Linked DNA regions of Homo sapiens: region 1 is linked to region 2. Evidence: read pairs that join two places in POLR2A ChIA-PET (ENCODE). Cell type or tissue: GM12878. All regions are shown on one strand. Each heading gives the region's core, and the rest is flanking DNA. Links, peaks and the distances in the headings are about the cores only.

The links. ChIA-PET counts read pairs that join two places held together with the same protein. Peaks named below come from ENCODE experiments on the same cell type or tissue, not always from the same donor. Only the 100,000 strongest peaks of a DNase experiment are listed, where the experiment ranks them.
Region 1: POLR2A ChIA-PET joins it to region 2 with 5 read pairs; 2 of 35 experiments call an interaction of 5 or more read pairs at or near these places.

The regions. Positions count from the first base shown.
Region 1 is chr12:44,357,953-44,363,343 of GRCh38, reverse strand. The region is part of intron 6 of TMEM117 (transmembrane protein 117); the gene reads right to left. Among named protein-coding and RNA genes, the nearest start is that of NELL2, 520 kb to the left of the region's middle. In GM12878, for the core only: no CTCF peak of the experiment used is centred there; no DNase peak of the experiment used is centred there.
Region 2 is chr12:44,429,280-44,434,670 of GRCh38, reverse strand. No RefSeq gene overlaps it. Among named protein-coding and RNA genes, the nearest start is that of NELL2, 440 kb to the left of the region's middle. In GM12878, for the core only: no CTCF peak of the experiment used is centred there; DNase peaks (open chromatin) are centred at 2,660 and 3,135; H3K27ac peaks cover 2,286 bases.

The DNA.
Region 1 (5,391 bases), core at 121-5,120, 71 kb after region 2:
TATTCAATGATCTCCCACATGTAGTAGATTCTGTACTAGGTGCAGCCTTTTACATATATTTCTTTGTTCTATTTTAAAAATGATACTACATGGCAGGTTTTATTTTTCTCATTTTGCAATTGGAGACACTGTGGCTCACAGAAGGCACCTGCCTTACCCACTGTAATACAGCTATAAATAGAAGAGTAAAAGCCAAACCTAGGTCTGTCCAGTCCCATGAGTGTTTTTGCATGATGGCAAGTAATTCAGCTTGTCCTGGCTCTAAATGACCTTACATTACTGTCTTGGTCTAACCATTGTTTCGTTTGTGTCTCTCATTAAACCACAGCTGGGTGTGGTGGCATGCACCTGTAGTTCCAGCTACTCGGGAGGCTGAGGATGGAGAATCACTTGAACCTGGGAGGCAGAGGTTGTAGTGAGCCGAGATCGCACCGCTGCACTCCAGCCTGGGTAACAGAGGGAGACTCCATCTCAAAACAAGCAACCAACCAAAAAAATAAAAAAAAAAAAGAAAAGGAAAGAAAAAAAGAAAAAGAAGCTGCCAAATTGTGTAGAGATGTTTGCCCACAGTTGTGTAGAGATAAAGTCTTCAGATTGCTCTTCTGGTTTAGTCCTTGTCACTTCTCTTTACTCTAACTATCTTTGATTTCCAACCATTATTTTTCATTGAAAATAGATCTTGCCTTTACCATCACAATTCTAAGCTAACACTTGTTTTGCTATCCTAGTTAACAACTAATCTCTTTCCTTTGCTTTTTTTTTTTAATTATTTTGTCTTTTATTTGTGCCATCACCTTTTATTTGCTAAATATTTGCACATTCAAGAACTGTTTGTGTCAGTCCCCCTACTAAGCCTTGATACAGCAATGAATCAGGTAGAAATGGCTCTAGGCTCTGTCCTCATGGGGTTTATAGTTTGAATATGGCATAACTACATACACAGAATAATTTCAGAAAATATTAGTGCTAGAGAGAAAATAAACCACGATAAGGATTGGGAGAAGCTACGTTAGATAGGGTAAGAAAAGACCTCTATGAGGTAAGAGCCTCTGCAGGGAAAGGGTACCAGGTGCTGTGATATGAGCTATGGTTGCAACCAGGACCAAAACAGATGGACAGAGGTTTACCATCAGGTCTGGTGGGAGTGACAGGTAAAAGAATGAGTAAAGAGCCAAATACGTGGTGATATGTTTTGCAAAGGAAATAAACTAGGGATTGAGAAAAGAAATAACAGAGGGCACCCTGCGAGGCATCTTGGAAGAAAGGACACCTAAGCTGGGGGATGAGGATGAGAATGATCTAGCCCTTGAAAAAGTAGAGAATATTGAGCAAAGCAAGTGCTCAATTACCTACTTCATGCCAGTGCTCTGCTAGATCTTAGAAATACAATGGTGAATGAAAACCCATGTGCACTCTGACTTTTTAGAGCACAGTCTAGAAAGGGAGTTGAACACTAATCAAACAATGATGGAAATAGACCTTAGTACTTCTCAGTTAACCTGTATGGCCATGCCTATCTATCACTCCCCTATCACAATGGCACAATTTTTTTTTGTGTATGTAACTCTTCTTGACTATTTTCCTAGTACCAGCACCAAAGAATCTTCTATTACAGCGTCACAACAGACTACCGTGTGGTGTTCATTAACTTCACATTTATGTATTAATTATACACTCCTTGAAGGTACACTTCTTTATGTCTCTCTCAGTCCTTAGCACAATAGTAGATGCGCGGTGGGAAGTAAAAACCATTTGGTTGTTTGATTATTCACCAATATTTAATAAGTGTTTACCATGTGCCAGAAACTGTGCAAGGCCTTGGAATACCAAAGACATCAATCAAAATTCTTGCCTCCAAGAAAGCTCATCCTCTAGTAGAAGAGGCAAACAAGTTAAACAATACTTACAGGATAATATGGAAGCATTGTATTAGTAATAGAGTCTTGAAAGAAGTTCCCTATGGACCCATTGGGGAATACATTCCTCATTCAAGCTCTGAGAGAATGAGTAAATTAACCAATCATTCTCTATCTTCCATTTTCTTGGTGACCACAGGTTGTTGAGAGTATGTAGCTCATCACTGTATTACAGGAGTAGGATGTAGCTGTATAAATTGCTCATCTTTGCTATAATTTGAAAACAAATTATAGCGTGGAGTTTTTAGTTTTAAACAGAGACCAAATGAACTTTTCTCAGTGGGTAGCTTTAATTTATCTAACTTTAGATTAATTGTCTTTTAGAGTCTGTGAAAAAATGTCTTTCTTATAATACTTTAAGTCCATTTTTCCCAAGACAGACCCTGCTTGTTAGACTGTGTGGTGAAATAGAAAATGCAATCTCTAGCACTGCTTCAATGCTCAGTTCATATCTTTGAACACTATTGCTAAAGCCATAAAAATGAGAATGGTTTGCAAAATTTCTGTCAGCTAGTAGAAATGTTTTGGTGTCCCATGTTAACTTCAGTCAATTTGCAACATTACTTAAAACCATACAATAGATAAAAAGGGGTATGTGACTTCAGATCAGCAAGAATATTATTGAGAACAGTGATTAAAACAAGATTCTCAAGTCCATGGTTAAGGCTGTATGCCTCATTCATATCTAAGCTAGTTTTGACTTCATATTCTCGACATCATTTAGATTGATTGCCATTTGGAAAAACACTGGCCTGACAGTTTCCTTGGTCAGTATTTACCTTACACATCAATATGTTTTTAATGTGTTTTAAATGTTTTTAAAAGCCAGTATTTTTAATCTTTGACTTTTTTTTTTTTTTTGAGACAGAGTCTCACTTTGTCACCCAGGCTGGAGTGCAGTGGTGTGATCTCGACTCACTGCAACCTTCACCCCTGGAGTTCAGGCAATTCTCCTGCCTCAGCCTCCCGAGTAGCTGGGACTACACCACCACACCCGGCTAATTTTTGTATTTTTAGCAGAGATGGGGCTTCACTATGTTGGCTGGTCTAAAATGCCTGACTTCAGGTGATCCTTCCACCTCGGCCTCCCAAAGTTCTGGGATTACAGGCATGAGCCACTGCGCCCGACCTAATCTTTGACTCTTGAGGTAATCACTTTGGTACATGATACCATGTAACAACCTGTCACCAAAAACAGTAATACACACATGTCATTTTCTCCAGTGCTTCCATAATTAATAAGAAAAATTTACAATTATATTTACTTTCTTAAAATGGGGCTTTAGGTATTAGTATACACACATACACACTTTCCTAATTATTTTCATAGAACATTTGACCATGTAAATTAAAATTAAGAAGAATACAGAGAAATTACATGTTCCAGTCAAGTAAATCTACTTTTAAAAAACAGGTACAAATTTATGTTTTCTTTGAGATTCAACTTTTTATTTTTAATCTGGTTTCATACTACCAAAGAAATTGAATTGAATGATGATGTGATAAAAATAAAATCAAACTACTTGTTTGTGCACAGACAAAAATAATTGCTAACATTTTTACTTTTAAAATAGCTGCCTTGGAAACTTGTAAACATAGTTTGTAACGTGTAAATATAGTTGGTTTTTAGTAATTTTCTTATTCCTTTTTTTCACTTACATGTTAATTTGAGAGTATGTTTATGCAGTCATGTTTAAATGTACTTACATATCCATATTAATCTGGTAATTCTATTCCCGGAAATTTTCTCTGCTAAGGAAATAATTAAAAACATAAAAGATCCATATGCATAAAGATAGATTTTCAATCTATTGTTATTTATTATGGTGAAAATGTGGAAACTGCCTTTTGGTAGAAAAGAGTAAAACAAATTATGGTTTATAATTCCATGGAAAATTATACGGCTACTCAGAATTATAAGTATGCAAACTTTATGATATATAATTAAGTGAAAAATACATAATACAAAATTGAATATATGGTATAATTTTATGTGGAAAATCACAGATGCACAGTAAAAGCAAAACAAAAAGACATAAGGTAATATATCAAATTAGTTTTATTATTGTAGTAAAATTATAGATGGTTTTAAAATAATCTTGCTTTTCAAATTTTGAAAGTATTTGTATATTATTTTAATTTTGTGCACACATATATATATATACACACTCTAGACACTTTGTTATTTTCTCACAGCAATTCTTTTACTTTTTTTTTTTGCCTTAAATCTCCCTTTAATTCCAACATAGTCAATATCTTCCTTTAAACTCTAACCTTATATCCTCTTATAAATCTTGCTTTCATTCCATCTTGCTTTTATTTACTTTTGGTTGGAGAAATTCCTTTTCAGCTCTGGGTTCAAAGGGGATATAATATCACCTGCCTTCTTTCAATGTCTCCAGAGTGCTGTGAGATTTAATGGGATAATGTCCACACAGCACTTTATGCTCCTTAGAGAAAGGTGCTATATAAAAACAATGCATCATAATTATATATGTTATTACGAAACCCACAGAGATATTACAGCTACAATTTAGCACAAGTAGATGGGTTGGACTAACTCCTAGTTAGTTGCAGGCTGGGCCATGTCCCTTTACACCAAACTCCCAGGAGTGGGAGGAGGTTGCTGCTTCTCCCTCCTGGCACTTGAAGTACCAAAAATGCAAAGCCTCAGCTCTTCTCAATGTTACAAACAGAACATTTCAGTTTTCATGTACCATCTTTAAAAAAATCATAGTATGTCATTTATGTTTACTTGATATTCTCATTTTCATTCTCTCCCCCTTCCCTGGCTTGGTTCCAACTGAATACATTTCCAATCTATTTATGGAAGATAAACTTACAGAGCCAGGGTTAAAGGCAGATATCACTGACTACTGGAAATTATCAGGTGACATGAGGGATTGTGTATTAATGAAGAATAACACAATCTCTGAGTAGAATTAGAGGTCATTTAGCATAGCCAACAACTACCTGATGTACATCACCTATCCATTTGTTCACAAGTGGCCAACCATCCTCTGAGAATTTCTAATTAAAGAATACTTGCTACTTCTTTATTTCATTTTTTTCAATTTTATTTTATTTCATTTTAAAATTAATTTCAACTTTTATATTCATGGGTTATATATACAGGTTCATTACCTGGATATATTGTGTGATGCTAGGTTTGTGGTATGATTGATCCTGTCACCATAGTACTGAGCATAGTGCCCAATAGTTAGTTTTTCAACCTTTGACTGCCTCCCTCCCTCCCTGCCTCTAGGAATCCACAGTGTCTTTTGTTGCTTTATGTCCCTGTTTATCCACTGTTTAGCTCCCACTTATAAGTGACAACATGTGGTATTTGGTTTCCTGTTCCTGTGTTAATTCACTTAGGATAATGGCCTCCAGTGGCATCCATTTGCTGAAAAGGACATGGTTTTGTTCTTTGTTATGGCTGCATAGTATTCCATGGTGTAAATGTACCACATTT
Region 2 (5,391 bases), core at 91-5,090:
GCTGTACTGGAGCTGTTTTGATGTGACCAGTAGTAAAAGGCGAGGGACAGGAGCTTAGGGAGAATCACAGGAGTCAGTTGAGAGTGCACAATGCACATCAGTCCCTGGGCTCTGCATCGAGATCTCCTGAGGGATCTTCTCCAGTCGTCTCTTCTGTGTGAGCTCTCTATGCCCAGCATTGGTATACTGCTTTCTCTTTCTTTCAATCTCCTATCCTTTGTCTCTCCTCCCCAAAAGACATCCTTCCTAACCTTCCAAATTCTCCTGAATTGCTTAAGGAGAGCAGGTTAACTCTCTGCCTTTCTTCTTACCCATCCCCGGTAAGTTGTTTCTAGATTCAGAACCCCTTAATACCTGTTAAAAAGTGCAGAACAAAGCAACTCATTTTTATTTATTGTCAATTTATACTATTTTATTCAAAATTATTTGTTGATACTTTCAAGAAAAAAAGTTATAAAAAGAAGACAATCCCTTACATTTCAGAAGTAAAGGAATTCAGTGTTATCAGTTACCCAAGATGATTTGATTACCGTAATTAGGTCTTAAATTTAGCTGAATTAAATTTCCTGGCAGTAAAGAAAAGAAAGAAGATGTGAGTTATGAAGCATTGACTTTCTGGCAGAAGAAAACATTCAAATTTGTTAGTAGAGAAACTTCTTTCATAAACTAAATCCAAACATGAATTTATTGTATGAGTCATTAAATAAGATGCTATGACTTTCAAAAGATGCTTAAGTGCTGCTAGTTTGCAGCAACATTACTGCAGCTGGAGGCCATTATCCTAAGTGAAATAACACAGAAACAGAAAATGAAATACCACATGTTCTCACTTATAAGTGAGAGCTAAACACTGGGTACACACGTGGATATAAAGATGGAAACACTAGACACTGGGACTCCAAAAGTTGAGAGGGAGGAAAGGATGGGGGCAAGGGTTGAAAAACTACCTATTGGATAATACCTTCACTATTTGGATGAAGGGTTCCCTAAAGGCCAAACCCAGCATTGTACAATATACCCATGTAACAAACCTGCACATACACCCCTGAATCTATAGTTTCAATAGATAAATAATGCTGTGAGCATGGATGGCTCTTGAATTGATACTCTGTAAAGCCTGAGGACATAATATCACATTGTAAGGGCAATTCTGTGGAATAGTGGAAAGCACATTGGAACTAGAGTTCAAAGGCCTGGATTTGAATCCTGGTCCTACAACTTTTGGGGATTTTGTAAAAGTTTACTGAGTTCTCTGAGCAACATTTTTCTTATCTACAAAGAATAATACTTGCTTTAAGTCTGTTTTATGGAAATTAAATAAATTAATAGACATGAACTTGTATAAATTTGTCTGTCTCAAGCTAGAAGATTAAATGTTTTTAACATTTTAATCTGAGAATAAGAAGAGAAATTACAACTACCAATACTTTTCTCACAGCATTTACTTTTATTTTTGCATTTGGCATACATCATTTTCTTCTATCAGAAATCTTTTTCCCATTTTAGAGGGAGAAAGTGAGGCTTTTGGATCCTGGATTGAGTTTGGCCCATAGATATCCATAGATTCTTTAAAAGACAAAACAACACAGAACAAAGCAACAGTGGTACCATTCTGCTTGACTGTTCTTTGAGGACCTGCTGGCATCCTTGTCTTCTAAGGCATTTCAGGAGAGTTCCGTACTGGGCTGAGCACGGTCTTTCTCTGAAGTGGGGAGACCAGTTGGCTTTATACCTTGATAGGCAGCAAAGCAGAGTTTTTTCCTGGAGTCCCAGTGGGGAACTGACAATTTTCCAAATTAGCCCACAAGAACAGAAACTGCTATATCTTCACCAGCACCCAAGGGAATGCTGATGTTCCAGGAGTATCAGAAGCACATTTTGAGCCCCAGTGATAAATCTAAGTGTGGGCAAAAAACTAGAATAATCCTCTGAGGGAACCCAAGTGTCTTTAAAAACATTCAATTATAACTCCTCAAAGGACTGATCTTCAACCTAAAACATTTAATAAATTCACTTTTAAAAATAATTACCGCTATTAAGGCTCAAATTTGAAGTCCAAATGATTAAATGGAAGAAATATTTGAAAATATAGAGAAAAAAATACAAACAGATAAAACCATCACGGAATATGTAAAAAGCTTAGGAGGCAGATCTAATTGGCATAACTTACAAATAATGAGAATTCCAAAAGAAGTAAAAAGAATATATGTAAGAGGGGCTATAATTTTTGTAAAGGGAAGGACATTTATCTAAGTTAAAGGATAACTGGAATCTGAATCTGCAAATTAGAGGGTTTGCTGGAATCCAGAGAGAAATAAATTAAAAAGAAAGACACAAAACTAGGCGTATCTAGATAACATTTCTGAGCTCTAAGAATAAGAGGAAGAACACTTACAAATTACCAGGAGGAATAAAAATGACTTACAAAGGAAAAACAGTTTTGTATCAGAGCTTTCAGTAGTGACAATAAAAACTAGACACTCGAAAAAAACCCTACAGACTGATGGAAAAAAAGAACTGCAGCCTAAGAATCTCATATCTTGGGATAATATTCTTTATCAGTTAGGATGAAAGATATTTGAGAACGTGCAAGAATTCACATAATGTCTATGCTACTATCTTGTCTGAGCAAAACTCACTTATGAGAAATTATGTCTGAGAAAAACACTCATATTATGAGAAAGACATACTAAATGAAACGTAACAGAAACTTCACTATCAGCAGTAGGAGGAAGTGAGAGACATTGGTTACATGCCAGTAATTCTGCTCCTCGTATAGTTAAATTTAAATGGATAATATAATGATAGAGTGATTGGGACCATGCAAAAGGAATGCTAAATAATAATTAGAAAGAAGAGATGCACGGCAATCAGGACAATCTCTAAGAGACTGCGCCGCTCGGGGCACCTCAGCCAGGTGTGGTGGGATGAATAATGCACCCCCCCAAAAGAAGTCCACAGCCTATTTCCAGGAACCTACGAATGTGCTATGTTATGTGACAAAGGGACTTTGCAAATGTGACTAAATCATGAACCTGGAGATGGGGAGATTATGTTCGATTATCTGTGTGGGATTATTCTTATCATATGAGTTCTTACAGGCATAGAAACTTTCCCAAGTATGGTCAGTGGGAAATTTGACTACAGAAGTGTGACAAGAAAGGTGAAATGTTGCTGGCTTTGTAAAAGAAGTACGAAGCATGAGCCAATGAATGCAGGAGGCCTCTACAAACTGAAAAAAGCAAGGAAACAAATACTCCCCCAGAGCTCCAGAAACATATGTCTACTGACACCCCAATTTTAACCCAGTGACATCCATATTGAACCCTAGCCAACAGAGCTCTAAAATAATAAGTATGCTTTGCTTTAAGTCACTAAGTTTGTGGTTATTTGTTGCAGCAGTAATAGGAAATTAATACTGTATATATATTTTATATGTATTATATATTATACATATATACATTATGTATACATATATATGTACTTTAAGTTCTGGGATACATGTGCAGAATGTGCAGTTTTGTTACATAGGTATGTGCAGGTTTGTTATGAAGGTATGCACGTGCCATATATGTATAATATATGTACTTTAAGTTCTGGGATACATGTGCAGAATGTGCAGGTTTGTCACGTAGGTATACACGTGCCATGGCACGTGTATAATATATAATACATATAATATCTATATATATACACACACACACACACACACACCAGTAAGTTCCCAAACTGGAGACTTTCCTTCCTTTTGTCCTAACTCTGGTGATTTCAATGTCTATATAGATGATCCCTCCAATATCTCGGTCTCTCAGCCCCTTAACCTCCTCAGCAATAATTTCACCTTCATCAATACTGAAAGAATGCCTTCTCTCAGAGCAAACCCTAGGACACACTAGTATTGATAACCAGACAACCTCCATGATATGAATTCTAGCCTTTCTTGTCTCTGATTACAACCTCCTATTAATCAGTTTATTATCTAAATTTCAAACTTCTTTGACCATACTCACAGAGACAAATACAATCAAATGATCGCCTTGACATTATCTCTCAATTTTTCAAATGTCTTCTCTTTCCTTCTTATCTACTTATTCTCAATATCTTATCACTTTAATTGTTGTTTTCATATACGTTCATCTTCTATGCCTTTCTCTTCCTGAATCATATTTGTCTGGCAAAACCCAGTTTAACTCAAACTCACAGCCTATTCTCAACCTACACTCACACAGTTTATTTCATGTTTGGAGAAAAAGACAAAAACGATCTTAACTTTTCTCTCTCTAAATCCCAAACTTACCTCTGTGTTGCCTGCCAATCCGATAGCATTTCACTGGTATAGCCTTCCTCCTATCCTCTGGAACAACTATGTCACAATGTATGTCAGACCTCTAGCATCTTTTTCCCTATTCTTAGCTGATGATCCTGTTTCCTCCTTCACTGAAAAAAAAAAAATTGAACCAGTGAGAACTTCCACAAGCTCACATCCCATCTACCACTTTGCTAGATCTAAATCCTACCTTCCCACCTGCACCTATGGCTCTGAGGCCACTCTCTCTACCTGTGTCCTGAATACTTTGCTCTCTCACCTCTTCAAGAACCTCACCCTGCAATTATCCCTTATCTTTCACTCTCCACTAAATCATGGCTATTGACATACACCTTACATTAATAATTCCCATTATAAAAATTATTTCCATGATCTTGCTTTTATCTACATCTCAGTCTCTGCTCTTTATTATAGCAAAGCTCCACCAAAGAGCTGTAGGAGCTCACTCTTTCCACTTCCTCCTCTCTTATTCTTTCTAAAACTCATTCTAATCAGTCTTTCATACCCACCATTCTAGCAAAACAGTACTTGTCAAGGTCACCAGTGGTCCCTCCCTACCTTGCCAAATCCATTGAGCATTCTCAGGTCCATCTTCATCAACTTATTGGTAGATTCCACACAATGATCACTCTTTTCTTGAAAAACTATCATGATTTTGCATCTGGGACACCATGTACTTGATTCACACACCTCACTGGCCACTTATCCTCAGTCTCCTTTACTGGTTCCACCTAATCTCCTAAATTTCAGAGTTCACCCAGGGTCAGTGTTAGGACATCTCCTCTCTACACTGAGTTTGTGATCTCACCTCATTCCATGGCAACAAGTACCATCCATACCCTCACTGCTCCTAAATTTATATCCCAACCTTGGAGCTTTTCCCTGAACTATAGACTCATATACTATTTCACTTGCTAGAATCAAATCCTTGGTGTAATTCTTGACCTCTCTCTTACTCTCATGTGGCAAATTTAATTTGTTGGAAAAGCCCACTCAGCTTCATTTTTAAAATATATCAAAATTTTAACGTTTTCTTGTTGCCTCCTCCATAGCCATCCTAGTCC